3 separate regions of the Homo sapiens genome follow, and all the other regions are linked to region 1. A link is an interaction called in ENCODE POLR2A ChIA-PET data of the cell type or tissue named here. Cell type or tissue: HepG2. All regions are shown on one strand. Each heading gives the region's core, and the rest is flanking DNA. Links, peaks and the distances in the headings are about the cores only.

The links. ChIA-PET counts read pairs that join two places held together with the same protein. Peaks named below come from ENCODE experiments on the same cell type or tissue, not always from the same donor. Only the 100,000 strongest peaks of a DNase experiment are listed, where the experiment ranks them.
Region 2: POLR2A ChIA-PET joins it to region 1 with 5 read pairs; 5 of 35 experiments call an interaction of 5 or more read pairs at or near these places.
Region 3: POLR2A ChIA-PET joins it to region 1 with 7 read pairs; 22 of 35 experiments call an interaction of 5 or more read pairs at or near these places.

The regions. Positions count from the first base shown.
Region 1 is chr3:49,026,975-49,036,981 of GRCh38, reverse strand. IMPDH2 (inosine monophosphate dehydrogenase 2) reads left to right here and starts at 7,584. Exons shown (of 14, transcript NM_000884.3): 1 at 7,584-7,729; 2 at 8,176-8,224; 3 at 8,450-8,551; 4 at 8,660-8,734; 5 at 9,066-9,272; 6 at 9,935-10,007. The coding sequence starts at 7,632. It overlaps QRICH1 (glutamine rich 1), which reads left to right. Exons shown (of 10, transcript NM_198880.3): 7 at 3,754-3,862; 8 at 4,209-4,360; 9 at 4,709-4,799; 10 at 6,338-7,275. The coding sequence ends at 6,530. RefSeq lists enhancers at 7,584-7,793, 7,247-7,848, 7,849-8,451. In HepG2, for the core only: no CTCF peak of the experiment used is centred there; a DNase peak (open chromatin) is centred at 7,521; H3K4me3 peaks cover 1,081 bases.
Region 2 is chr3:48,735,749-48,745,656 of GRCh38, reverse strand. It overlaps a transcript of PRKAR2A not described here. Among named protein-coding and RNA genes, the nearest start is that of IP6K2, 23 kb to the right of the region's middle. RefSeq lists a silencer at 8,022-8,111. In HepG2, for the core only: a CTCF peak has its summit at 5,544 (motif pointing right); DNase peaks (open chromatin) are centred at 5,156 and 5,436; H3K4me3 peaks cover 1,305 bases.
Region 3 is chr3:49,073,675-49,083,681 of GRCh38, reverse strand. It overlaps QRICH1 (glutamine rich 1), which reads left to right. Exons shown (of 10, transcript NM_198880.3): 2 at 6,644-6,973. The coding sequence starts at 6,665. It also overlaps the pseudogene RN7SL182P. Among named protein-coding and RNA genes, the nearest start is that of QRICH1, 15 kb to the left of the region's middle. In HepG2, for the core only: no CTCF peak of the experiment used is centred there; no DNase peak of the experiment used is centred there.

The sequences.
Region 1 (10,007 bases), core at 5,008-10,007:
AGCGATCCTCCCACCTCAGCCCTCCATGTAGCTGGGGGCCATAGGCACATGCCATCATGCTTGTTTAATTTTTGTATTTTTTGTAGAGATGGGGTTTTGCCATGTTGCCCAGGCTGGTTTCGAACTCCTGAGCTTAGGCATTCCGCACACCTCGGCCTCCCAAAGTACTGGGATTACAGGCATGAGCCACTGTTCCTGGCCCTAACTTTCCCTCTTTAACTCTTTGGGTTCATGATGGTATAGATTGTATAGAAGAGGAAGGGTTAACGGCTGTTTTTTTTTTTTGTTTTTTCTTTTTTTCTTTGCTTAGCCAGTTTTCACAAAAATGAGTTAGTTCATCAGCTTCTCTCAGTGATGTCCAATTAAGGTTTTCTTGTTTTAAGAGTCATTGTGAACTTACAGATTTAAACGTATTTAATGAGATTCAGCTGTTTGCAGTCATCTTTACTGATGCACAAATGTCCCATCATTGGCCATTAGAAGCCTCTTTAAATTGACCCCTAAGTCCTTTTGACATGACCCTAGTTGTCTTTCTTGATTTCTGATTTCACAGAATGTTTCAGTCCCATCTTGGACATTTCTTGTTCTAGTGTAGAATCCTTCAGTTCTGGAGCCTGGTTCCTTTTATTGGGGAATGGTATTTCAGTGCCTTACTCTGTATGCCAGGGGTGCTTATTGTTCCTAGATTGGTCTTGTTTCTAGGATCTTCAGTGGGCAGAACTAGAAATTGTTTTTAAAGATAAAATACATCATTTTGGTGCCTGTAGTTCAGATTCAGAACTATAAGGCTAATACCTAGGTTTTTTTTATCTATAGCCCCTTACTTCCATGCTAGGAGCCCTGGCCCTCAGTCAATAGAGTCTGTTTTATTTTATTTTGATTTATTTTTTTATTTTGAGACAGGGTCTTGCTCTGTTTCCCAGGCTGGAGTGCAGTGGCACAATCTTGCCTCACTGCAACTTCTACCTCCTGGGCTGAAGCAATCCTTCTACCTCTCAGCTTCCCAAGTAGCTGGGACTGCAGGTGCATACCACCACACCTGGCTAGTTTTTGTTTTTTTTTTTTTTTTTGTAGAAATGGGGTTTTGCCATGTTGTCTAGGCTGGTCTCAAACTCCTAGGTTCCAGTGATCCACCTGCCTTGGCCTCCCAAGGTTACACCCATGAGCCACCATGCCCAGGCTATTTTAGTTTTTCTTACAGGGTCTTGCTTTGTCTCCCAGGCTGGAGTACAATGTCATGATGATAGTTCACTGCTGCCTCACCCTGTTGGGCTCGGGCTGGGACCCAGGCTCAAGCCATTGCACTCAGCTGTTTTTTTTTGTTTTTTTTTTTAAGGTTTTTGTATTGACAGGGTCTCCCTATGTTGCCCAGGCTGGTCTTGAACTCCTGGGTTCAAGCAGTCCTCCTACCTTGGCTTCCCAATGTGCTGAGATTATAGACATGAGTAACCACACCCAGCCAAGTTTATTACAAATTGTAGAGAAGAGAATAAAATTAGGGAAGTGACATCAGAGGGAGCAAGTGACAGAGCGAACCCAGAGAAGTGGAACATGCCAAAGTATGGCAATAATTGTTCCCAGGAGAAAAATTATTTTTTTAAGAAAAGGAAGGCCAGGCATGGTGGCTCCCGCCTGTAATCCCAGAACTTTGGTAGGCCGAGGTAGGAGAATTGCTTCAGCCCAAGATTTGAAGACCAGCCTGGGCAACATAGCAAGACCTCATCTCCACTAAAAATCAAAAAAAATAATCGAGTGTGATGGTGCACACCTGTGATCCCAGCTACTAGGGAGGCTGAGGTGAGAGGATTCCTTGAATCCTTCTTTGCTGAGAAGGGCTGTTTTCTGCTCATCCTGGATCTTGGGGGCTTCAGATATGTCTAAGAGCAGAAAAGCTTTTCCCATTGCCACTGGGTCACAAAATAGCCGAAAAGTAGACAAAAAATAGAGTCAGAACTGCCTTAAAGAGATGGAAATGCACTATTAGAGAGCCAGCTTTGTTTTGGCAAGAGCATAGAACACAGAAGAGGAGTGTATCGGGCAGAATGTTCTTTTTTCTGCTTCCAGGAAGTGTCACACACTGTGCTTGCTTGGAGAATCCCGAAACCCTGCAGGAGAATACTGTTGCCTGCTCCTATCTCATTATGCACCCAGTGCACAAACATGTGCATACTGACTGACTTCAGCACATGAAGGGGCTTGGTAGTCATTCAAATGTCATCTTTCTTTGGTGCAGACCTGGCTGACCAGGGCTCTTATTCAAATTATTGACCTTTGCCTGTACCTAGCTCTGGGCTCACTTATGAACCAGGGTCTTACAGTAACACCAGCCCTGTGGGGGGGATCTTGTAATAGTTCAAATACTGGCATATTGGCTAGGCGTGGTGGTTCACGCCTGTATTTCTAACTGCTCAGGAAACTGGCAGGAGGAGTCTTTGAGTCCAAGAGCTCAAGGCTGCAGTTAGCCATGATTGTGTCACTGTACTCTAGCTTGGGTGACAGAGCGAAACCCCATCTCTTTTTTTTCCCTTTTTTTTTTTTTTGAGACAGGATCTCACTCTGTCACCCAGGCTTAAGTACAGTGGTGCGATCACGGCTCACTGCAGCCTTGACCTCCCAGGCCCAAGGAATCCTCCCACCTCAGCCTCCCTGGTAGCTGGGATCACAGATGTGCACCATCACACGACTAATTTTTTTGATTTTCAGTGGAGATGAGGTCTGGCTATGTTGCCCAGGCTGGTCTTCAACTCTTGGGCTCAAACAATTCTCCCACCTCCGCCTCCCAAAGTTCTCGGATTACAGGCGTGAGCCACCATGCCTGGTCTTCCTTTTTTAAAAAAAGATAAATATTGTAGAAGAGACCCTGTATCTTAGCTAATAATAATAATAATAATAATAATAATAAAATCCCCCAAAGAGTATCAGTCTCTTTATCTAGAGAAGAAATGACAATAGCCGTTTTTTTTGTTTTTTTTGTTTTTTTGTTTTTTTGTTTTTGAGATGGGAGTCTCGCTCTGTTGCCGAGGCTGGAGTGCAGTGGTGCAATCTCGGCTCACTGCAAGCTCCACCTTCTGGGTTCACACCATTCTCCTGTCTCAGCCTCCCGATTAGCTGGGACTACAGGAGCCCGCCACCACACCCGGCTATTTTTTGTGTTTTTAGTAGAGACGGGGTTTCACCATATTGGCCAGGATGGTCTCAATCTCCTGACCTCGTGATCCACCCGCCTCGGCCTTCCAAAGTGCTGGGATTACAGGCATCAGCCACTGCGCCTGGCCGGCCTTGCTTTTTAGAGACAGTTGAGATGAGAGAAGACTTGGTAAGGGCAAACGGGCGTGCATGCCAGTTCTTTGGGTCCTGGACCACCTTTGAAAATATGCAAAGCTCTGTACACTCTCAGAGAATTATGCATATATGCAGAGTTTGGTTTATAGTTTTCTGTACTTCACTGTCTCTGAGGGCAGTCTTTTTGCCCTGTGTTAGCCTTGGATTAGAGGGTAACAACAATCATGTAAGGCTGTGGTTCTCAAGTGTGGTGTTAGAAGTGCTCATCATCAGGTTCCACCTCAGAAACAGATTGGGACCCAGCTATCTGTGTTTTAAGAAGCTTTCCAGATGATTTTTGCCACACTTTAGGGAGAGTCCCCTGATGAAATTTATACTCCTGTGTGGTCCTTATGCTTCACACATCCCATATTGTACCTTTGAGAGACCACCTGCCATCCTCTTGTTGTGACAGTACTCTATTCCTCCTAGGCTATGTCTTGCCCAGCCACGTGACTGAGGAGATGCTATGGGAGTGCAAGCAGCTTGGGGCTCACTCCCCCTCCACCTTGCTGACCACCCTCATGTTCTTTAATACCAAGTAAGTGTTCTAGAGGCTCCACTGCTGGCATCTGTCCAGTGAAGAGTGTGGAAGCTATCCAAGAGGCCTTCTGAATTCCTCTGACATATATTTGAGAAACTGGGCTACTGAAAGCCCTAACCCCACTTGGCTGCATTTTATTTGGTAACCAGTGAGGCAAACACCCTTGCCAGACCCCTACCATCCATCTTGATGTGGTTCCTGCACTGGACACTGCTTGGGTACGGGCCTGCCCAGATCTTGGGAATGTGGGCAGTGGCTCCTCTGAAGCACCAGTGGGCAGAGGATGAGTCATGGTATCCTCCCGGCACCCCTCCCTCTGCCTTGCATTTTACTTGTGATCCAGGTACTTCCTATTGAAGACAGTGGACCAGCACATGAAGCTGGCCTTCTCCAAGGTCTTGCGACAGACAAAGAAGAACCCCTCTAATCCCAAGGATAAAAGCACGAGTATCCGGTACTTGAAGGCCCTTGGAATACACCAGACTGGCCAGAAAGGTAGGGAAAGGAGGCAGGGATGGCAAAAACAGGTGCTACTTGTCCTGCCCTGTCCTGCCCTTGTGCCTGTGAGGCTAGTGATAAGTGTAAAGGTTGGGATTTGCTGGATAAAATTCTCCACTCCCTTCTCCCCAGCCAAAAATTCCAAACTTTCCTCCTAGAAGCAGAGAAGCCCCAGACAGAATAGCTGCCTCTTCCCTTAGTAGTCACTGCCCATGCCTCATACCTTCCCTCCCCCGACCCTGTATTTCCTAGTTGGGCTGGCTGAAAGCCTAAGTTTCCTGATCTGGGCCTGAGGTAAGGCAGTCTGATGCCAGGTCTGTGGTGGTGGGGATGTGTGTTTTATAGTTACAGATGACATGTATGCAGAACAGACGGAAAATCCAGAGAATCCATTGAGATGTCCCATCAAGCTCTATGATTTCTACCTCTTCAAATGGTGAGGCTTTATTGTGACTTGCTGTCCATGTGTGCGCATGTGTGTGTATGCGTGTGCATGCTCACTTGTGTGATCACTTATCATAGGGGAGAGGCATTCTCTAGTCCCAAACCAAGTAAAAACACTTCCAGAAAGCTAAATTTAGAAGCAGCCTTGCTCTGGCTTTCCAAAGGTGTGTGATGTGCCTAGCACTGATAGAAAAAGGGGTCCCGGGTCCCTACAGTCACCTTTCATGAAAAGGGTATGAAGGTACAGAGAATCTACCTTCATCACATATTGAGCATGGCCCTGCTTCCTGACCTTGACCTTTTGTCACTGCCATCATTAATCTAGGTGAGACTCCTCTCAGCTTTTTCTCCCTTTTGCCCCTTCAATGGTTTCTCATTACATAGTAATTCTTTTATGGCAGACAACTCCTTTGATGCACTCCCCCTTGCTAACCTCATGTCTGTGGAGCTCTTAGTTCCCTAGCCACACTAGCTCCTCTCCACTCAAGGACATCATATTATGCCTCTTCTCAACTTAAACACAGCTTATCAGGGAAGCATTTCCAGATTCCCCACCTCTTCCCTGTGACTGTTTCCTCGGTAGCACTTATCACTGTTTTTTATTTTGTATTTGTTTAACTTTAATTGCTACCTGTGTCCCCTCCTATCTGTAAGCTCCATGGGTAGGAAATACTTTTCCTGCCCATTTTTTTAAATATCAGCACCTAGTGCTGACCTGGCACTAGTAACCCTTGAATAAATCTTGAATGGATGGATGAATAACTGTTAGAGGATACAGCATGCCAAGTACTTAATAGAGGTACAGCACAGTTCGGGGGAGGGGGGTGAACCCAAGTTTAGGGCCCCACTGTAATGGCCATCATTATTGGGTAGAAAACACAACATGAGGCTGGGCACCGTGGCTCACGCCTGTAATCCAAGCACTTTGGGAGGCCAAGGTGGGTGGATCACCTGAGGTCAGGAGTTCGAGACCAGCCTGGCCAACATGGAAAAACCCCATCTCTACTAAAAAATACAAAAATTAGCTGGGCTTGGTGGCTCGTGCCTATGGTTCCAGCTACTCCAGAGGCTGAGGCAGGAGAATCGCTTCAACCAAGGGGGCGGAGGTTGCAGTGAGCTGAGATCACCTCACTGCACTCCAGCCTGGAGACAAGACGCCATCTCAAAAAAAAAAAAAAAAAAAGCGCAAAGACTTGGAGATAGACGCTTTGAGCAGTGAAGCTGGCTTCAAGTAGGATAAGGATAGACTCACATGAGTCCATGAGAGCCCTAGGCTGGTGCAGTCAGTGATGGATCACAGCTGGTTTGTGGGAAGGAGGGGCAGAGGGGAAGTAACCCAACATTTGGGGGATTTGCAGTAGTCCCAAAGGAGGACCAGGATGTAGTGTGTGGTGGCTGCATGGAATTCAGTAGCTGTGCCACAATAACTTGGGGCCTTACTGTTTGCAGACAGCATCTGTCTGGGAAGTTCAGGGTGGGAGGGTTGAAGTTATATTGGTGGTACCCAACTTTTATCCGCATATTCTTCAGCCCCCAGAGTGTGAAAGGCCGGAATGACACCTTTTACCTGACACCTGAGCCAGTGGTGGCCCCCAACAGCCCAATCTGGTACTCAGTCCAGCCTATCAGCAGAGAGCAGATGGGACAAATGCTGACGCGGATCCTGGTGATAAGAGAAATTCAGGAGGCCATCGCAGTGGCCAATGCAAGCACTATGCACTGAGATGCCTTGGCCATGGCACAAGAGAAACCAGCCAGGAAAAACCAGACAGACTTTCACACTAAAGAAGAGGCCTCCATTTTTTTTTTTCTTTTTTTTATTGGTGTAGTTACGAAGCCTTTCAGGCTGCTTCTGTTTAAAATATAAAAGAAAACTTTGCCCCCTTTGCATCTTCATAAACCTGCTGCGGCAGACTCCTCAGCCGATGGTGGCTCTGGGTTTCCTTGAGTGTCATATGTCCTAGAAAGTTGCTGGCTGACTCTTTTTTGTCTGGGGCCTGGGGAAAGGGCTTGGACTGTGAAAAGAAATGTGGCCCCTTTCCATCTTCAAGAGAGATGGAATTAATGATGGATGGACCCTGGAGGGAATCTCCCCAGCCGACTTCCACTGGGCTGACAGACTTTGCTGACCACAGGGGAACGATGTTCTTTTCTTTCTTCATGATCAGACATAAACTTAGCATCTTAATGGAAGAAAAATGAGGGGAACTTCAATTATGATTTATTAAAGACAATTTCTATTACACCCTCCTTTATGACAAGTGACATTTTAGATGTAAAAGTAAAAACTTTACCATGCCTTTTTTTTTTTTGTTGGCCTAACATTGAGGCCTTAAAACCTGAGGCTCCTGTGCCTGATGGAATTCTTGTAACATACACTTGTGTATCATATAAAGATACCACTCTGTTTCTCTTATGTATTCTTACTCTAGTTGTTTATTAAGAATGACAAGCACGTCTTTTCAACATGTTAGTGAACAACGTCTCTTTATTTTGGGGAGGAGCCCGGCGGGACAGTAGAAGTAAACCCTTGCCTGTTAATTGAACTGGCCGAGGTCCTGCGGGGAGTGTGGGGTGGGACGTGAAGTGGCAGCTCCTCAGTGACAAGGCCACTATGTGCTATACGCATGCGCTGTTTCTTCAGCGCCAGCTCCGCCCCCGCCGCAGCGAGGCGGGTAGGTTCCGCCCGCGCGCACTACGCCCTGACGTCAGCGTCGCGCGCAGCGCAGTGACGAAATCGGCTGGTTTATATTGGCGCGGCCCAGACGGCAGAGGTCTCTGCGGCGCGGTCCTCGGAGACACGCGGCGGTGTCCTGTGTTGGCCATGGCCGACTACCTGATTAGTGGGGGCACGTCCTACGTGCCAGACGACGGACTCACAGCACAGCAGCTCTTCAACTGCGGAGACGGCCTCACCTACAAGTGCGGGCCTATGGGGCTCACCTGGGCGAAGAGAGGGGCGGCACCCTGGGGAAAAGGCCAGATGGGGGCTTCCGAGAGCCGCCTTGGGCGTGGGCGTGGGGGACAGGTTTCGGGAATTGGCCACCCACCTCCGGGGCTCACTTTGAGACATCTGGAGCGGTGCTTGGGGTACGGAGAAGCATCTCAGTAGTGCTTGGAATCTCAGGCCGGAGATTCCATGCTCCAGACACATGGAATTGTCAGGGTGCCAGGAGCACTGATGACAGCTCGGTGGCAGAAAAGGTCCCCTGTACCCATTTCCACCTTGTGCTGTGCCTGTGACACACAGACTCTGTCAGTGCCACTCTCTGCTCACATGCGTTACGGGTTGATTGGTACATGGGGATGGAGTCTCATGCTGCCCTAAGCTGAGAGCTTTACTCCCAATTCACTCCCTTCCCTCGCAGTGACTTTCTCATTCTCCCTGGGTACATCGACTTCACTGCAGACCAGGTGGTGAGTATGATCAGGAATTGGGTCCTGAACATCAAGGTGAGCTAAGGTGCTACTATCACCTGGTCTCTGGGCTAACTCACCAGATTGGGCTTGGGGGTGGATTTTATAGGATCATGTTGCTTGTTAGCATGCAGGTCATACAAAAGTGCCTTTTTGTGGGGGACTCAGTAACACCTTGAGGTGTAAGGGATGCTTTCCCACACTGGTTGACGTTTGTCTCCTCAGGACCTGACTTCTGCTCTGACCAAGAAAATCACTCTTAAGACCCCACTGGTTTCCTCTCCCATGGACACAGTCACAGAGGCTGGGATGGCCATAGCAATGGCGGTGAGCCCCATGGGGTGTGGGGGAAGGAGCAAGGACTCCATCGCCTTTCCCCAAAGGCATTCAGTCCTGCTTCTTGTCACTTAGTAGTAGTCTCTTTTTATCCTGTAGCTTACAGGCGGTATTGGCTTCATCCACCACAACTGTACACCTGAATTCCAGGCCAATGAAGTTCGGAAAGTGAAGGTCAGAAGGGCAACGATCATTAGCAAGCGCTCCTGGGAATTGCACTGAGGTGGGGTGGGGTGGGAGTAGGGGTTTATTCTAATTTAGTATTCTTTCTTCCCACCATGGGGTTCAGTTACTGAGAAGACCCTGAGATTCTGTTTCTTAAAGCAGCAGCAATAGACCAGGTGTACAGTGCCTCCAGCCTACCCATGTCTCTAAGATGTGTTGGTGTGATTTGGTCTTGTGGCACTGCCAAAGGGATCGATAAGCAGAGACCCCATGCTTCAGATCAAGAGCCTGATGAAAGTAGTTCAAAGATGCGATGCCCTTTCTCACCATCCCTTTCCAGAAATATGAACAGGGATTCATCACAGACCCTGTGGTCCTCAGCCCCAAGGATCGCGTGCGGGATGTTTTTGAGGCCAAGGCCCGGCATGGTTTCTGCGGTATCCCAATCACAGACACAGGCCGGATGGGGAGCCGCTTGGTGGGCATCATCTCCTCCAGGGACATTGATTTTCTCAAAGAGGAGGAACATGACTGTTTCTTGGAAGAGGTGGGTGCCACTGGCAGAGTAGATCCAAGCTCTAGCAGCCCAGGTTGAAGACAAGGGGCTTCTGTTGTCTAAGACATCTCTGATAGCCTCTTCTCTCTGGGAAAGGAGTGTCAAACCAAGTTTCTGACTCCTTTATTGGGTTCCTGCATCCTTTCCCCACCAGAGGCTTTCAAACTGCCCAAATGCTTGCTAGTATTCATGCTTTGTTCTTTTAAACCCCTAAGGTAGGGGCAGTGCTTGAGGTCTGCCCTGATTTTCTTGCCATTGTTCCTGTGTTGTCCTCCTTATTCCATAGTGTAAGAGGGTGCTCCCTGTGCCATGTTGTCCTTTCTACTCATCCCTCACTCAATACCATACTGCTAAGAATTATTGGGATCCCTTGAGGAAGGGTGTTTTGGGTGTGAATGTATGAACGTGGTGGTCCATAGAACTTCACCCCTGTAATCTCAGTACTTTGGGAGACTGAGGCAGGCAAATCATGAGGTTAGGAGTTTGAGACCAGCCTGGCCAACATGGTGAAACCCCGTCTCTACTAAAAATACAAAAAATTAGTTGGGTGTGGTGGCGCGTGCCTCTGAGCTCAGCTACTTGGGAAGGAAAGAAAAGAGTTAACTGGTCATAGTCGATGACTGGCCCTTCTTCACATCTCACCTCCCACGTAGATAATGACAAAGAGGGAAGACTTGGTGGTAGCCCCTGCAGGCATCACACTGAAGGAGGCAAATGAAATTCTGC
Region 2 (9,908 bases), core at 2,809-7,808, 290 kb after region 1:
TGAGGTAGGAGAGTCACTTGAACCCAGGAGGTGGAGGTTGCAGTGAGCCGAGATTGCATCATTCCACTCACTCCAGCATGGGCGACAAGAGTGAAACTCAGTCTCAAAAAAAAAAAAAAAAAAAAAAAACCTTATCCAAAAACACCCTCACAGAAACATCTGGAATAATGTTGGATCAAATATCTGGGCACACTGTGGCCCAGTCAAGTTAACACATAAAATTAGCAATCACAACATGGTATTTGAATGGTTGTGGATGATGTGCAAGGGTATCCTGTATATCCCTTGCCAGGAAGACAAACTCACCAATGAAACCCAGCAGAGCTGGGTATGGTGGCTCACACCTGTAATCCAGGTGCTTTGGGAGGCTAAGGCAGGAGGATCATTGAAGTTTGAAACCAGCCTGGGCAACATAGTAAGACCCTGTCTCTACAAAAAATAAAAAATAGCCTGGCACGGTGTCTGAAAAAAAAAAAAAAAAAGGCTGGGTGCGGTTGCTCATGCCTATAATCCCAGGACTTTGGGAGGCTGAGGCAGGTGGATCATTTGAGGTCAGGAGTTTAAAACCAGCCTGGCCAACATGGTGAAACCCCGTCTCTACTAAAAATACAAATATTATCCAGGTGTGGTGGCGGGTGCCTGTAATCCCAACTACTCAGGAGGCTGAGGCAGGAGAATTGCTTGAACCCAGGAGGTAGAGGTTGCAGTGAACCAAGATTGCGCCACTGCACTCCAGCCTGGGCAACAGAGTGAGACTCCGTTTAAAAAAAAAAGTAGAAAACATCTGTCACTCAATATTATTTACATAATTTCCTTCTCTGTGACATGGCTATAACCAGAACTAGCAAGGATGCTGTGACAGCCCACTGTACCTACAATTTCTTTTCAGGTGACCAAAGGAAGCGCCTTGTTGCAGTTTGATCTTGCCCACATTTGGACAGAGACACCTGCCTGTACCAAAGGGCCAACTGTGGGAGCATATGAAATCTAGGACCCAAGCAACTGGTAGATGGAAATCTTGGGACTCACTAGGGCCCAATAAACTGGTAGCTGAACCCTCTAAAAACCAAAGTGTCTTTGTTTGAAAGCTTTAAAAATTAAATGTCAGCCAGGCATGGTGGCTCACTCCTGTAATCTCAGCCCTTTGGGAGGCTGAAGTGGGAGGATCGCTTGAGCCCAGGAGTTTAAGACCAGCCTGGGCAACATAGTGAAACCGCATCTCTCGCTCTTTTTTTTTTTTAAAGACAGAGTCTTGCTCTGTCGCCCAGGCTGGAGTGCAGTGACGTGATCTTGGCTCATTGCAAGCTCCACCTCCTGGGTTCATGCTATTCTCCTTGCCTCAGCCTCCCGAGTAGCCAGGACTACAGGCGCCCACCACCATGCCCGGCTAATTTTTTTTTTTTTTCAGTAGAGACAGGGTTTCACCGTGTTAGCCAGGATGGTCTCGATCATGAAACCGCATCTCTAAAAAATTTTTTTTAATTAAAAAAAAATTGTGGCTGGGCACAGTGGCTCACGCCTATAATCCCAGCTCTTAGGGAGGCAGAGGCAGGAGGATAGCTCGAGCCCAGGAGTCCGAGACCTGCCTGGGCAACGTAACGAGACCCCATTCTCCACCAAAAGGAAAAAACAAAATTGTGGTTTTGTTTTCGTGGTAGTACTGCTATGACATAAGACATTCCAGGACAATGTCAAGATCATATCATCCGTAGTCTCAGCCTTGAAGAGGGAACATTACATGAGGACTATGTTAGTGTGTCCTAACAGGAAGCTAGAAATTTGTCCCATCAAAGTTACCTGAATATATTACCTGAGTATATAGTGATAGGGAATCACTTAATTTTATAACAACAATTAAAACAGTATTAAAAAGTGGGAGGAAATTGGGGTCACTTAACAAAGCATCATATTAAGTATAAATTTTGCTTCCTTTACCCATTCTCTCTAGAGACAAATCATGGCCAGTGATACATACTGTTACCTGATTGTTTTCTGATATATAAATAAAATGTGGAGTGTTGGCCAGGTGCTGTGGCTCACGCCTGTAATCCCAGCACCTTGGGAGGCCGAGGCAGGCGGACCATGAGGGTAAGAGATCAAGACCATCCTGGCCAACGTAGTGAAACCCCGCGTCTACTAAAAATACAAAAATTAGGGCGGGCACAGTAGCTCACACCTGTAATCCCGACACATTGGAAAGCCGAGGTGGGCAGAACATGAGGTCAGGAGTTCGAGACCAGCCTGACCAACATGGTGAAACCCCGTCTCTACTGAAAATACAAAAATTAGCCGGGTGTGATGGTGTGCAGTAATTCCAGCTACTCAGGAGGCTGAGGCAGGAGAATCACTTGAACCTGGGAGGCGAAGGTTGCAGTGAGCCGAGATCGTGCTACTGCACTCCAGCCTGGGCAACAGAGCAAGACTCCATCTCAAAGAAAAAAATAAATAAAAGTACAAAAATTATCTGGGCGTGGTGGCATGCGCCTGTAGTCCCAGCTATTCGGGAGGTTGAGGCAGGAGAATCGCTTGAACCTCGGAGGCGGAGTTTTCAGTGAGCTGAGATCGTGCCACTGCACTCCAGCCTGGCAACAGAGTGAGACTCCGTCTCAAAAAAAGAAAAAAAAATGCTGAGTGTTGACCAGGAACCTACTAATCAGTTGTGAATTCAGACAAGTATTACCAAGTTCTAACTTGGAATGTTAGAAGTTAGGTCTGCCTAAGCTCATTTGTTCATTGAATAAATCCTGATGACCAGCTGTGAATGTTTCTAACCCTGTGTTTAAACCCCAAGAATTAGCAACAATAATGGTACTGAGATCTATCAGGTGATTCCTGGAGCTTTCATCCAGTGCCCGTGGAGTTTATCCTCCATGTTTCTCTCTTTTTTTTTTTTTTTTTTTTGAGTGCAGTGGCACGATCTCAGCTCACTGCAAGCTCCGCCTCCCGGGTTCAAGTGATTCTCGAGCCTCAGCCTCCCGAGTAGCTGGGATTACAGGCGTGTGCCACCATACCTGGCTAATTTTTGTATTTTTATAGAAATGGGGTTTCACCATGTTGGCCTGGCTGGTCTCAAACTCCTGACTTCAGGTGATCCGCCAGTCTCAGCCTCCCAAAGTGCTGGAATTACAGGCGTGAGCTGCCGCTCCGGGCCTGTTCCTCCACATTTCTGGACTCATGCAGATAGCAGCCCCTCTCCTATCTCAAGGATGATTATGCTTCTAGTGTCTGTTGTCCTTAGTCATGCTACTCTTTTCTCTCTGGGCTGCTGTTGTGTCTTCATAAAATGAGTAACCTAGACACGCAAGCATGTGATGTCCCTTGCTGCTCTACCTTGCATCATACAATTCTGTTTATAGAAGCATTCTGGGGGAGCAGTGAAAGGAGAACAGCTAGTTTTTTGTTTTGTTTTGTTGTATTTTGTTTTGTTTTTTGAGACAGAGTCTCACTCTGTTACCTAGGCTGGAGTGCAGTGGTGTGATCTCAGCTCACTGCAACCTCCGCCTTCCGTGTTCAAGCGATTCTCCTGCCTCAGCCTCCCAAGTAGCTGGGACTACAGGCATGCGCCACCACGCCTAGCTAAGTTTTGTATTTTTAGTAGAGACGGGGTTTCCCTATGTTGGCCAGGCTGGTCTTGAACTCCTGACCTCATGATCCGCCCTCCTTGTCCTCCCAACGTGCCGGGATTATAGGCATGAGCCACTGCGCCTGGCCAAGAACAACTAGATTTAAGATTTGAAGGACTCCCCCCAGGTAGGGACTCCTCAGAAACTGTCATCTTTTTTTTTTTTTTTTTTGAGACAGAGTTTCACTCTTGTCGCCCAGGCCAGAGTGCAGTGGCACAATCTCGGCTCATTGCAACCTCTCTGCCTCCTTAGTTCAAGTGATTGTCCTGCTTCAGCCTCCCAAGAAGCTGGGATTACAGGCACCCACCACCATGCCCAGCTAATTTTTGTATTTTTAGTAGAGACAGGGTTTCACCATGTTGGCCAGGCTGCTCTGGAACTCCTGAGCTCAAATGATTCGCCCGCCTCAGCCTCCCAAAGTGCTGGGATTGCAGGCGTGAGCCACTGCGCCCAGCCAGAAATTGTGATCTTTATGCTAGTTATTCTAAACATCATGAGAAAGTTTGGCCAGCAATGCATTTCTGGCCTCAATTGCCTTCTGTGAGGTCAGGTGCTAGGAATCAAATTTTTCTGAAGGTGTCTCTTTTTTTTTGAGACAGAGTCTCGCTCTTGTTGCCCAGGCTAGAGTGCAATGGCGTAATCTTGGCTCACTGCACTTCGCCTCCCGGGTTCAAGCAATTCTTCTGCCTCAGCCTCCTAGTGTAGCTGGAATTACAGGCATGTGCCACCACGCCCAGCTAATTTTGTATTTTTAGTAGAGACCTGAGGTGATCCGCCCGCTTCGGCCTCCCAAAATGCTGGGATTACAGGCGTGAGCCACTGCGCCCAGTTGAAGGTGTCTCTTATGTGTGAATTTTTTTTTTTTTGAGACAGTCTTACTCTGTTGCCCAGGCTGGAGTGTGCAGTGGCGTGATCTTGGCTCACTGCAACCTCCTCCGCCTCCCGGGTTCAAGCAATTCTCCCGCCTCCACCTCCCGAGTAGCTGGGATTACAGGCATGCGCCACCACGCCCAGCTAATTTTTGTATTTTTAGTAGAGATGGGGTTTCACCATGTTGGCCAGGATGGTCTCGAATCCCTGACGTCAAGTGATCCACCCATTTCGGCCTCCCAAAGTGCTGGGATTACAGGTGTGAGCCACCGCGCCCAGCCACTTACAACATTTCTAACCCTCCCTCTCACTTCTTCCCAACCAGAATCCTTGATCTTGTGGGCATTTCTTTCTGTTCTATAAAACCATTTATCTGGCATGTCTTTCAGTACACAAAGTTAGGCGTGCCCAGCCCATTTGTACACCACAGGGCAGGAGGCTAGCCAGGCTACAGTATGAGACCAGAGGATTGGCACTACCCACTAGGAAAACCAGCAGGACTCTTCACCAGTCAGTCTATGCTGATAGGCAGACAAATGCACATTTGACAGGCAGCTATTGGGGAAGGCTGCTGAAACAGAAGATACCAGCCAAATCCCCTGTAGCCTTCTTGGCCATGGGCCTACCCCTTCCTCCCTCTGCAGAACTGCACTGAGCCAGGGGACAAAGGTCACTGTGTACTCTGCTATAAGCCAGGATCCAGCAATACCCTTTCTGGCTAGGTCCTCCAACTCCCGGAAGGAGGGGAGGTGTGTGCAGTTGTTTTTTGTCTGCTAAACAGATAAAAAGGAGCTAAAATCTAGACCCACCAGATAAGCAAACCAGCACTTTAGAGTATAACATCCAGTGATGGTCAAACTGTTCACTTTCATTCTGAAACTGCTGGCGTGGGCACGAGTGGACAGCTGCAGTACACACTCCCATGTCTGCTGTGAGCTGAGTCTTGGCCTGTGGCCAGGTAGGGAGAAGGCCTTTGGGACGGGTAAGCCTGGGACGCGGGACATGCTGGAAGCACGCGTGAGTGGCAGTACTGCATTTTGCCACTTTGGCCAGCAGGGGCCGGGCTGTCCTGGAGCTCCCAGCATCCTGCCCCAGAACTGTGCAGCCGGCCCCAAGCCCAGGGTGACAAATGAGGCTGCGCGCTGGCTCAGGGCCCCCGCTGACCTTCCAAGTCTCAGCCCAGACCCCACACGAGGGGTTGTTCTCCAGGAAGCTCCAGCCTTGGTGGCACTGGGTCCCTGAGCTCTTTTCCAACCAGAGCATAGCTGGGTGGAAGAGCATGTGACCCTCAGACTCTGAGCTTGGGGCGCTGCACCTCCCTCGGGACTCAAGATGGTTCCACCTGGCTGACAGCTCCTGTCTCAGTCTAGCCAGACAAAAACGGGTTGGGACCCTCATCCTGGGCCTCCGCTTGCAGCTGTGTACGAAGATGGCAGGCTTATGGGAGGATGTCCACTCCCACTGACCCTGGCATTGCCTGAGTCCCTTGCCTACCTGGGCTGGGCCAAGACCCAACTGCAATCAATTGTCTGGGGTCCACTCGCTGCTGTGGTCTCTGCCTTTGTGCTCACCTCAAGGTTTGTATCTCTGGCTTACAGCAAAAGCAGCCCCCACCCCTAACGCAGAGCTGGCCTCACAACTGAAAACCGGGAAGGCCCTCACTTGGCACTGGGGAACTAGTTCAAGGGCCAGGTGCATGCAAGGGCATATTAAGAGTGCAGGGGTGGGGCCCACTGACACTGGGCGGGCTTCTAGCACAATGGGAATACCTCAGCTGGCCCCTCCAGCTTTGTCCTGCCTGGACGTGCTGGGGACAGGGTGTGTGTGTCCAGGATATACTAGGAACCCTCCCAACCCTGGCCTTGTGGGATCCTTTTCTTGGTAATTTTCCTGTCTTTTGTTCTGGAAAAAAAAAATCTAGGAATTATTTGCCACCAACCCCTCTCTGCATGGCCCACGTCCCAGGGCTGTGGGTGCAGCTGAGGGTCATCAGAGACCTTAGCCCCACCTCTGCCCGAGTGGGACCATTGTGTTCCCAACTCCGAGCTGAGCTGCCTGTCCAGTTCTTCAGCGCTGGAGGCCCTGGGCTGACTCCAGGCAGGAGGGAGTGGGGGTGAGCAAGAACAGCCAGCGGGTTTAAGGAATGGGCAGGAAAAGGAACCTGGAGTGCAGAAGCACCCCTCTACCTCCTCATCAGACTCTTGCCCCCTCCACCTTTGGAGGTCCTCTTTGGGGATCAGAGGCCCATCTCTGCCAGGGGCCTGAAGACCTACATCCTGGAGGTGAGGTCTGTGCTCAGCATCTCACCTGTACCCTTCATCTCCAAAACCATTGCAGTGCTTGCTGCCTGGCCCTAGAGCCCTGTCCTCCAACCTCTCGCACCTCTGCCTCCCTCAGCAATGACTTGCCATGGGTCAGAAACTCCGGTCTCCCTCTTTGCTCCCCACCATCCTCCTCTAGCTCCTGCCCCATTCTGAAACTTGCCTGTGGTTGCCATTACCCTTCCTCACCTCCCATTCTTGCCACAGCCCATGGCACAGTCCCCAGTGACTTCCGCTGACAAAACCAGTGCACATACTAGCTCTCTGGAATCCCAGCAAAATTCACTGGGATTGACTTCTCCCTCCTGCTTCAAGGACCACATTCTCAGGAATCATTCAGCCCTCCTGGTTTTCCTTCCAGCTCTTATGATCATCCTCATCTCTGTTGCCACCTTTAACTACACATAGTTAAATGTTGGAGTGACCCAAGACTGTACTCTGGGCTCTTCTCCCTCCCTCCCTCCTTAGGGAATTTTGTCAGGAACAGTGTGGCTTTGAGTGTTATCACCATGCTGCTCTCTCTGAATTTATACTTCCAGCTGGGACACTTCACCCTGAACTAGTTGTCCCACTGCTTGACATCTCCACTAAGGCTATGAAACAGCTGTCCCAAATATTGTCTTTTTTTTTTTTTTTCTTGAGATGGAGTCTCGCTGTGTTGCTCAGGCTGGAGTGCAGTGGCACGAGCTCGGCTCACTGCAACCTCCACCTCCCAGGTTCAATGGATTCTCCTACCTCAGCCTCCTGAATAGCTGGGATTACAGGTGCAGGCCACCACGTCCTGCTAATTTTGTATTTTTAGTAGAGACAGGACTTCACCATGTTGGCCAGTCTGGTCTGGAACTCCTGATCTCATGTGATCCGCCCGCCTTGGCCTCCCAAAGTGCTGGGATTGCAGGCATGAGCCACCACACCCGGCCCATCCTCTTATTTTTCATCAGTACTCCCTCTCCAGTTGTACCACCCTTCTGTCCTGAAGAAGTCTCCAACTGCCATCACCTCTAATCTGTCCACTCTCAGATCCCAACTCTTCTTTAAAATCCCTCCAGTGCTTTCCCCTCCTTGGACTTAATACTTGGCTTTAGTCCCAGTCTTAATTACCCTCTAGGATTAACAGCCAGAGTCTTATTTTTGAAATGTGACTTTTGCCACATTAGCCCTCGGCTGAGTGCTCATGTAACTTCCTTCCAGCCTTGCAAAGGCGTAAATGGTCCAGGCCAAGGCCTATCTACTGTCCCTTCACTGCAACCACTGGGAACCTTATGCAAATTTTGCTTTGCTTTTGGTTTTGTTTGTTTTTTGAGACAGAGTCTTGCTTTGTCACCCAGGCTAGAGTGCAATGGCACAGTCTCAGCTCACTGCAACCTCCATCTCCCAGATTTAAGCGATTCTCCTGCCTCAGCCTCTCGAGTAGCTGGCACTACAGGTGTGTGCCACCACACCCAGCTAATTTTTTGTATTTTTAGTAGAGACGGGGTTTCACCATTTTGGCCAGGCTGTTCTTGAACTCCTGTCCTAGTGACTCGCCTGCCTCAGCCTCCCAAAGTGCTGGGATTACAGGTGTGAGCCACCATGCCCAGCAGGTTTTGTTTTTTTAATTTAATTTTTTAAAGTGTAGGATATAACAAATACATAAAAGTACATAAAACAAAGATGTTTTGCTCAATTATTTTTCACAGACCAAACAGAAACCCAACACAGATGAAAAACATTCCCAGTGCCCTGCAGCACCCCCTTGTGGCCCACCAGTCACCCCTCCCTACCCTATCCTGAGTTTTAAGATAAGGAGGTCATCACTTCCTTGATTTTCTTAATCTTTCTGTCACCTAAGGATGCCTCTCTAAAGAATTTCTTCGTTCCTCCAGCTAAATATATACCTATAATTAATTGCATAAGAGAGAACCCATCATAACTGCTGTCCTTTAAATCTTTTATCTTTTCCTCTTTTCCTTTCCCTCCCTTCTATCACCATTTTCTGCAACCCATGTTTACAAACTGTATGTTCCCTACTTTTCTCCTGGCTTATATAATTATAAAAGCATACACACGGCCAGGTGCAAGTGGCTCACGCCTGTAATCCCAGCACTTTGGGAGGCTGAGGCAGGTGGATCACCTGAGGTCAGGAGTTAAAGACCAGCCTGCCCAACATGGCGAAACCCTGTCTCTACTAAAAATACAAAAAATTAGCTGCGCATGGTGGCAGGCGCCTGTAATCCCAGCTTCTTGGGAGGCTGAAGCAGGACAATCACTTGAACTCAGGAGGCAGAGAGGTTGCAATGAGCCGAGATTGTGCCACTGCACTCCAGCCTGGGTGACAAGAGCGAAACTCCATCTAAAAATTAAATAAATAATGTTTTTAAAATACAAAAAATTAGCTGGATATGGTGGTGCATGCCTGTAGTCCCAGCTACTCGGGAGGCTGAGGCACAAGAATCGCTTGAAACTGGGAGGCGGAGGTTGCAGTGAGCTAAGAGAGATCACGCCATTGCACTCCAGCCAGGGAGACATCATGAGACTCTGTCTCAAAAAAAAAAAAGCATACACATATTCACACAAAGTGGTTTGTCTTTGTTGTACACATTTAGGTTATTTTGTACATACTTTTCTGCATCTCACTTTTCTTACTCATTCCAACTTTGTGGCAGGCCCTCCAAATGAAGTGGCATTATCCCAGTTCCTTCTTTTTGATGATAATATAAAACCTGTCCACAAATATTTTTATACTCTTCCCACAAAAAGTGGAATCTAAGCTCCCTCTCCTTAAATATGGGCCAGCTTCAGTGACTGCTTCTATTGAATAGAATGGGGCAGAAATTATACTGTGTGATATCTGAATCTAGGTTAGAAAAGTTGATAGAACTAAAACAGGATCCAGATACAGTGACTCACACCTGTAATCCCAGTACTTTGGGAGGCCAAGGTGGGAAGATCACTTGAGCCCCGAAGTTCAAGACCAGCCTGGGCAACATATAGACCCAGTCTCTATTTAAAAATAAAAATAAAAAAAGAACTTAGGTAGGAGGTGGGTACTTGACTCCAGAGGTGGGGCTCGGACGCTGCACTAGATTGAGGACTAGCTAAAACAGGGCCTGGG
Region 3 (10,007 bases), core at 2,515-7,514, 49 kb before region 1:
ATCCTATCCTCCTGCCTCGGCCTCCCAAGTAGCTGGGACTACAGGCGAGAACCACCATGCCAAGCTTAGTATTGATATTTTCTAATGGTTTTATGGAATTTTTCCTACCTCAAGCTTGTTTGTCTTTTAAATTATTACTATTATTTCTAAGAGATGGGATCTCACTGTGGTGCCCAGGTTGGAGTGCTGTGGCTATCCACAGACAGGATTCTACTACTGCAGTATGGAAGTTTTGACCTGCCCCATTTCCAACCTGGGGTGGTTCACCCCTCTTTAGGCAACCTGGTGATTCCCTGCTCCCTTGAAGTCACCATATTGATGCTGAACTTAGTGTGGACACCCGATTGGCATAGAGCACTATAGCCCAGAACTCCTGGACTACTCAAGCAATCCTCCTGTTTCAGTCTCTTGAGTAGCTGGGACTGCAGGCATGCACCATCATCCCAGGCTCCCCCCCCCCCTTTTTTTTTTTTTTTTGAGACAGAGTCTCACTTTGTCGCCAGGCTGGAGTGCAATGGTGCGATCTTGGCTCACTGCAACCTCCGCCTCCCAGGTTCAAGCGATCCTCCTGCCTCAGCCTCCCAAGTAGCTGGGATTACAGGCATGCTCTACCATGCCCAACTCATTTTGTATTTTTAGTAGAGACGGGGGTTCTCCATGTTAGTCAGGCTGGTCTCGAACTCCCGACCTCAGGTTATCCACCTTCCTTGGCCCCCCAAAGTCCATAGTGCTAGGATTACAGGCGTGAGTCACCACACCTGGCCTTTTTTTCTTTTTTTTTTTTTTTGAGACGCAGTCTTGCTCTGTCGCCCAGGCTGGAGTGCAGTGGTGTGGTCTCGGCTCACTGCAAGCTCTGCCTCCCAGGTTTACGCCAGTCTCCTGCCTCAGCCTCCCGAGTAGCTGGGACTACAGGCGCCTGCCACCACGCCAGGGTAATTTTTTGTATTTTTAGTAGAGACAGGGTTTCACCGTGTTAGCCAGGGTGGTCTCGATCTCCCGACCTCGTGATCCACCCACCTCAGCCTCCCAAAGTGCTGGGATTACAGGCGTGAGCCACCGTGCCCGGCTTTTTTTTTCTTTTTTTTTAAATGGAAGGCTTAAAGAATGGATTTTGATGGTTTATAGCAAGTAACTTTTTGAAGCTTTTATTTTTTCTGACAGCTGAATATCTAGCTTATTTGCCTTTTTGCTCAGGAAATAAATGTATATTTGGACTAGAGTTTCTTATAGTAACTTTTTAAAGGTACTATTCTAGAAATACTGGCTGGTAGGATTTATTTGGAGATGACATAGGCAGCAGAATTGTTTTAATCATATCTTTGGAACCTTGATTGACAAAAAATATGTTCTGGACTTTGGTATGAAATGTATTCTAAAACTAAAATATTGATTAAATAGAAGTTATATTCACTTAGCTAAATGTTTGTCAAAAATAGAGGACACCTTGCTGGGCGCAGTGGCTCATGCCTGTAATCCTAGCACTTTGGGAGGTTGGGCAGATCGCTTGAGGTGAGGAGTTTGAGACCAGGCTGGCCAACATAGCAAAACTCCATCTCCACTGAAAATACAAAAATTAGCCGGGTATGGGGGCAGGTGCCTTGTAATTCCAGCACTTTGGGAGGCCAAGGCCAGCAGATTACAAGGTCAGGAGTTCGAGACCAGCTTAGCCAACACGGTGATACCCTGTCTCTACTAAAAATACAAAAATTAGCTGGGCATGGTGGCGTATGCCTGTAATCCCAGCTACTTTGGAGACTGAGGCAGGAGAATGGCTGGGACCCGGGAGACAGAGGTTGCAGTGAGTAGAGATGACGCCACTGCACTCCAACCTGGGCTACAGAGCAAGACTCTGTCTCAAAAAAAAAAAAAATAGAAGGCTTCGGCCAGGCATGGTGGCTCACGCCTGTAATCCCAGCAGTTTGGGAGGCCGAGGTGGGCAGATCTCTTGAGCCCAGGAGTTTGAGAACAGCGTGGGCAACATGGCAAAACCCTGTCTCTCTAACAAATACTGTAATTAGCTGGGCGTGATGGTACACGCCTGTAGTCCCAGCCGCTTGGGCGGCTCAGGTGAGAGGAACAATTGATCCCAGGAGGTTGAGGTTGCAGTGAACCAAGATCTTACCACTGCACTCCATCCTGGGTGATAGAATAAGACCTTGTCTAAAGAAACCAACAACAAAAAATCAGGGGTGTGGAACTTTAATTTCCTGATCTTACATAGTGAGAACTCCATAGATACTCTGAAATTTTTTTTTTTTTTTTTTTAAGATGGAGTCTCACTCTGTTGCCTAGGCTGGAGGGCAGTGGTGCAGTCTCGGCTCACTACAACCTCCATCTCCTGGGTTCAAGTGATTCTCCTGTCTCAGCCTCCTGAGTAGCTGGGATTACAGGAATGTGCCATCATGCCCGGCTAATTTTTATATTTTTAGTAAAGGCAGGGTTTCACCATGTTGGCCAGGCTGGTCTCGATCTCCTGCCCTCAGGCGATCCACCCAGCTCAGCCTCCCAAAGTGCTGGGATTAGAGGCCTGAGCCACCGCACCTGGCCAATACTCTAAAATTAATGAGTCTGCAAGTAGAGGCTTAAAGGTATGAAAGTAATCATAACAAAACTAAGAATAAAAATGTGATTGGCAGGGTTTGGTGAGAGGAGGGTGATTTTTAGTTTTTTATTTATAATTTTTTTAGGCTTTTTTTTTTTTTTTTTTTTTTTTTTGAGATGGAGTTTCGTTCTTGTTGCCCAGCCTGGAGTGCAATGGCATGATGAAGAACTAGAGGTCAAAGCATACTTAGCTGTTTTTACTTTTTATTTTATATCTTTTTATACTATTATAATGGTTTTTCTTAGTTGAGTTTCATATCCCTGTCCCCAACCCCCCAAGAAACCTCCAAAAACAAAACAAAAACTAGGTGGAATTCTATACTGAATACTGAAGAAAGCTTGTTTCTAGGAAGAAAAGAAGAAAAGTCGGTGAAATTATCCTTTACACTTAATATCAGAGTTGAGGTGAGGCTTAAGCTGCCCCTTCTGAGTTTCTGAAACTTGAAATACAAGAGTGAGGAGAAATAGGGTTACTAGGAGGATCATAGAGACTGGCTTTACTGGGCAATAGTCACGAAGGTTTTTCAGTTCTGTAAACTTTGTTTGAGGTGTTTCTTTTTTCTTGTTTTTTTTTAAATTATTTTTTGTTGTTGTTTTTGTTTTGTTTGATATTGAATTCCCATCTACTCCGTTGGGAAGCAGTGTTTCTTTGTATTGGTGTTTAGTCATTTGTTTTTTCCCAGACTTCAGACAAAACAGGTTTTTGCTGCATGTAAAAACGCTTTACTTTTGTACCTTAAAAAAAAAATTGCTTTTTATAGTAGCTTTGAAAATTTAATCAGTCTCAGTATATTATGTGAATGCAACTGACAGTTGAAGAAAATACATTTCAGGAAATGTAAATTCCAGCTGACCTCTGCTGCTCTTTTATAATGGAGATGAAAAACTGAAATTATGTACCAGCATGGTAGAGGACCTGTTAATGGCTGCTCATATAATCTCTCCTTTGTCCCCTTTTGAGCAGAAGGGTATATGTGATTAGATATTAGAGTTTCATAACTTTCTAATGTTACCGGATCTCTATTATGAAAGATGCCTTTTTTTTTTTTTTTGAGATAGAGTCTCAGTCTGGCGCCCAGGCTGGAGCGCAGTGGCACGATCTCGGCTCACCGCAACCTCTGCCTCCTGGGCTCAAGCAATTCTCCTGCCTCGGCCTCCCGAGTAGCTGGTATTACAGGTGCCTGACACCATGCCTGGCTAATTTTTGTATTTTTAGTAGAGACAGGGTTTCGCCTTGTTGGCCAGGCTGGTCTCAAACTCCTGACCTCAGGTGATCTGCCTGCCTTTGCCTCCCAAAGTGCTGGGATTACAGGCGTGAGCCACCGCACTGGGCTGAAAGATGCCTTCTTAAGGAAATCGCTACTGTGCTATTAACAAAGGGGAACTTTGATACATTCTGTGCAAGTGTGGCAAATGAGTGCTCTCGGATCACCTAAGCCAAGTAGCCTTCTCTGAATCTGTAGTTAGGCAAAGTGTGCTTGGCCTGATGCTCTCTTTATGTGTGATGTGGACATCGTTGACCACTTAATTATTATTATTTTATTATAGTATTTTATTATAATTGTTATAATATTTAATTATTATAATTATAATATTTTTATATTTATGTAAAAATTATATTTATATTACATAATTGTAATTATTATAATATTTTATTATAATTATTTATTTTATTTTATTTATTTATTTCTTTTAACAGATGAAAGTCTCTCTAGGTTTCCCAGCCCAAAGACCTGGTCTCAAGCAATCCTCCACCTCAGCCTCCTGAGTAGCTGAGACTACATGTGTGCACCACTGTGACCAGCTGATAACTTAATTTTTTTGTTTGTTTGTTTGTTTGTTTTTTTTAGACAGAGTTACGCTCTGTCGCCTAGGCTGGAGTGCATTCGAGTGATCTCGGGTCACTGCAGCCTCGATCTCTGGGCTCAAGCAATCCTTCTACCTTAGCCTCCGTAGTAGCTGGGACTACAGGTGCATACCACCATACCCAGTTAATTTTTATATATTTTTTGTAGAGATGGGGTTTCTCCATGTTGCCTGGGCTGAGGTGGAAGGATTGCTTGAGTCCGTGGAGCTATGGATATTACAGAAACCAATTGGGTGGCTCACGTCTATAATCCCAGCACTTTGGGAGGCCGAGGCGGGAGGGTCACCTGAAGTCAGGAGTTTGAGACCAGCCAGGCCAACATGGCAAAACCCAGTCTCTACTAAAAATACATAAATTAGCTGGGCATGGTGGTGGGCACCTGTAGTCCCAGCTACTCGGGAGGCTGAGGCAGGAAAATCACTTGAACCTGGGAGGCTGCAGTGAGCCGAGATCGTGCCACTGCACTCCAGCCTGGGCGACAGAGGGAGACTCCAACTCAAAAAAAAAAAAAAAAAAAAAGGACAGGTGTGGTGGCTCACGCCTGTAATCTCAGCACTTTGGGAGGCTGAGGCAGGCGGATCACGAGGTCAGGAGATCGAGACCATCCTGGCTAAGATGGGGAAACCTCGTCTCTACTAAAAATACAAAAAAATTAGCTGGGCGTGGTGGTGGGCGCCTGTAGTCCCAGCTACTCGGGAGGCTGAGGCAGGAGAATGGTGTGAACCCAGGAGGTGGAGCTTGCAGTGAGCCAAGATCAAGCCACTGCACTCCAGCCTGGGCAACAGAATGAGACTCCATCTCAAAAAAAAAAAAAAAAAAAAAAAAAAGGAACCATAATTCTTCGTTTTCCACATTGAATTTCAAATGCAGCAGGTATATATGAAGCAACTACCATGGGTGAGCTATTCGGAGAGAACCAGGACATAGTCTTGTCTACCAAGAACTTAGAGCCTAGGTAGAAGAAAGGAGACGTTTACCCACATATTTTATATCTGTAACATAAGGTAGAGCATCTGGTCAGTCTAGTGTATCTATCCTGATTGCTCAAGGGAACAAATCACCTTTCCAGACATTCAGAATTGTCTGATAATCCTTTTTGGCAAAAACGTTCGCTTGTTTTCTGTTACTCTTTCATCCTGCTGCTACTTTTGTTCTGGAGGTCGGGCTGTTGAAGGGAGGATGGTACAAAGGTAGCAGCGACAGGGGTCAGCAGTCCACAGATTGCACACTTTTCCCTCAGATGATGAGAGTTAACTGTACGTCTGCAGGTTAATTCTTAAGGTAATTAAATACCTGATGAAAACTTGTAGAATTTATTTCTGAATTTTAGTAGTGACCTGGATATTTAAAGCACTATTTACCTTTTTTCCAGAATTATTTTAATAGTATTAGTTACATTTCTGTAGTGCTATCTATGTGCTAGATGATTTTCTAAATGCCTTATTTAATCCTTATGTCAACTGTGAGGTAAGTACTATTGTGTCCCCATTTACTCACAAGAAAACTAAGGTTAATTGACTTTTCTAGAGTTACATAATAAAGGAGACATAAAGTTGGGATTTGAACCCAGGCAGCCTGGCTCCAGAGTCCATGCTTTTAACCAGTAGTAAGCTGTGTTGCAAAAGAATGTGAGCACCACATGGCAAAATAGGATTTTTGGTTTTTCTGATGGGAGATGAAGAACATATCCTCTGCCTCTTGTGTCTTGCCACAACTAGGTGGCATACCTATCTCTGCTGTAGGAAATACTTGGAAATAAAACATATCCATAGGAATCCCTGCCCCTAGCTTCCTCCTTGCTTGGTGTCCTCTCTGTGATGGTCACAGAGCAGTTTTGCATGTGACATTTACTGTCCAGTGCTTGGCTCTGCAGAGAAGATGGGATTGACCTAGTGCTGGGTAGGAAGTGTGTTTTCAGCCTGTTTCATCCAGTATTGTGAAGCATGTGTTTGTTTTTTTGTTTTCAGTGTGATAGTTTTATTTAAGAAATGTTAATAGAAATAATTTTCAAACATCCATTAATTGAAAAAATAAGGTGGTATAATAAAACTTTATTTTTTGATTCTATATGTATACAGCTGCCCTGAATATATTCCACTCTTGTGCAAGGGTAATTGCTTCTGGGCATTTCCTGCTAAAAACAGTAACATAATTTTGACTTCTGTTTATTTCTAGGAACCCTAAGGACTCTGCAATATGAATAATTCCCTAGAGAACACCATCTCCTTTGAAGAGTACATCCGAGTAAAGGCACGGTCTGTCCCGCAACACAGGATGAAGGAATTTCTGGACTCACTGGCCTCTAAGGGGCCAGAAGCCCTTCAGGAGTTCCAGCAGACAGCCACCACTACCATGGTGTACCAACAGGGTGGGAACTGCATATACACAGACAGCACTGAAGTGGCTGGGTCTTTGCTTGAACTTGCCTGTCCAGTCACCACCAGTGTTCAGCCACAAACCCAGCAAGAACAGCAGATCCAGGTTCAGCAGCCGCAGCAGGTTCAGGTATATGGGAAATGCTGAGGTGCAGCCTGTTTAATGTACTTTATTTGTTGTCAGTGTTTTAGTTAGTGGGCTCATCACATCTATGTGGATGTTATAGGTTATTTAACACTAAGATTTTCAAAGTTAATGTGGACTAAAAGTTTTTTCTTTCTTCTCCTTTTTCTTTAAGCTTTTTTTTTTTTTTAAACAAACCCCAGTGTCAAGGACTGACTTTGAATAGATTGCAGCCAGGGATCTGCTTAGCTACCTAGGAAACCCCAACCCAGAAGCGGGTCATCTATGATTGGTTTAGCATCAGGTTCAACGTGACTTGCGTGATGAGTGAGGGGGCGCCACCTTTCTGGCAGCACCTTTTCCCAGGATGAGGGGCTCTCCACACCGGAACCCGGTCCCGGCACGTGACCCCGCCGGCGGCGATGTCAGTGATGGTGGGGGACTGGCTTTCCGAGGCTGACCAACACTGTGGTGCTGCCATGTCATTGTACTTGGGTTGTTTTCTTTGTTTGTTTCTTCTTTTTTTGAGATGGAGTCTTGCACTGTGGTCCAGGATGGATTCTCCTGCCCCAGCCTCCTGAGTAGCTGGGATTCCAGGTGCCTGCCAACACACTCGGCTAATTTTTTATACTTTTAATAGAGACGGGGTTTCACTATGTTGGCCAGGCTGGTCTTGAACTCCTGACCTCATGATCCACCTGCCTCCTTATCCAAAAGTGCTGGGATTACAGGCATGAGCCACCGCACCCGGCCACACCTGGGTTGTTTTTTTCTTTTCTTTTTTGAGACAGAGTCTCATTCTGTCACCCAGGCTGGAGTGCAGTGGTGCATTCTTGCCTCTGTCCCCCGGGTTCAAGCTATTCTCATGCCTCAGACTCCTGAGTAGCTGGGACTACAGGTGTGCACTACCACCCTCAGCAATTTTTGTTGTATTTTTAATACAGACTGGGTTTCCCCATGTTGGGCTTGAACTCCAGACCTCAAGAGATCTGCGTGCCTTGGCCTCCCAAAGTGCCAAAGTGCTGGGATTACTGGTGTGAGCCACCATGCCCAGCCTTTTTTTTGTTTGTTTGTTTTTTCTTTGAGTTGGAGTTTCGCTCTTGTTGTCCAGGCTAGAATGCAATGGAGCCATCTCGGCTCACTGCAACCTGCACCTCTTGGGTTCAAGCGATTCTCCTACCTCAGCTTCCTGAGTAGCTGGGATTGCAAGCATGTGCTACCACGCCCGGCTAATTTTTGTATTTTTAGTAGAGACTGGGTTTCACCTTGTTGGCCAGGCTGGTCTCGAACTTCTGACCTCAGGTAATCTGCCCTTCTCGGGCTCCCAAAGTGCTAGGATTACAGGCATGAGCCACGGCGCCTGACTTTTTTTTTTTTTTTTTTTGAGGGACAGGGTCTTGCTCTGTCACCTAGGCTGGAGTGCAGTGGCACGATCACTCCTCACTGCAGCTTTGACCTCCAAGGCTTAAGCGATCATCCAGCCTCAACCTCCAAGTAGCTGGGACCACAGGCATGTACCACCACGTGCAGCTAATTAATTAATTTTTTTTTTTTTTGTAGAGATATAGTCTCCCTATGTTGCCCAGGCTGGTCTTGAACTCTTGGCCTCAAGATATTCTCCTGCCTTGGCCTCCCAAAGAGCTGAGATTACAAATATGAGCTGCCATGCCTGGCCTTAAAAATATTTTCGAGTACTGTAAACTAAAAACACCACAGATATTTGGTCTTTTTTATTTAAGATGGAGTCTCGCTCTGTTGCCCAGGCTGGACTGCAGTGGTGCAATCTCAGCTCACTGCAAGCTCTGCCTCCCAGGTTCACGCCATTCTCCTGCCTCAGCCTCCCAGGTAGCTGGGACTACAGGCAGCTGCCACCACGCCCAGCTAATTTTTTTGTGTTTTTAGTAGAGACGGGGTTTCACCATGTTAGCCAGGATGGTCTCGATCTCCTGACCTCGTGATCCACCTGCCTCGGCCTCCCAAAGTGCTGGGATTACAGGCATGAGCCACTGCGCCTGGCCCAAATATTTGATCTTTGCTGTGGAGAGCTGAATAGTTTTGAAATTAGAGATCTTTTGGTACTGGGTTTAGGTGTGATAGCTTCATATGACTGAGGCTTCCTTTCTTTTCTTTTGTATTTTTTCCTGAGATGGAGTCTCGCTCTGTCCCCCAGGCTGGAGTGCAGTGGTGTGACCTTGGCTCTCTGCAAGCTCCGCCTCCCGGGTTCACGCCATTCTCCTGCCTCAGCCTCCCGAGTAGCTGGGACTACAGGCGCCAGCCACCATGCCTGGCTAATTTTTTGTATTTTAAGTAGAGACGGGGTTTCACCATGTTAGCCAGCATGGTCTCGATCTCCTGACCTCATGATCCGCCCACCTCGGCCTCCCAAAATGCTGGGATTACAGGTGTGAGCCACCACGTCCATCTGAGGCTTCCTTTCTATTTGTGTCATCCTGAATAGAGACAGAACACAGGAGGGCTGGTCTTGGCTGATTACTGATAGTGTAACATTTGAAATTAATTTAAAAATGGAAAGGCTGATGTATTTCAGTGATCTTCATTAACTTGTGTGATTCCATAACTCAGATTACGTATGGATTTCTGGGTCTGTGTTTGTTGTTTCTAAACCACAAAACGGCTAAGTGCATTTGTGAATGCCTGTAATCCCAGCACTTTGGGATGCCAAGGTGGACGGATCATTGAGTCCAGAAGTTTGAGGCCAGCCTGGGCAACATGGCAAAACCCCGTCTCTACAAAAAATAAAAAAAAATTACCCAGGGATGGTATGTACTTGTAGTCCCAGCTATTTGGGAAGCTGAGGTGGGAGGATTGCTTGAGCCCAGGAGGTTAAAACCAGCCTGGGCAACATGGTGAAACCCTGTTTCTACCAAAAATAAGAAAAAATTAGCTGGGTGTGGTGATGCACGCCTATGGTCTTAGCTACTAGGGAGGCCGAGATGGGAGAATCGCTTGAGCCTGGGAGGTGGAGGTTACAGTGAGCTGAGATCGTGCCACTGCACTCCAGCCTGGGTGACAGAGTGAG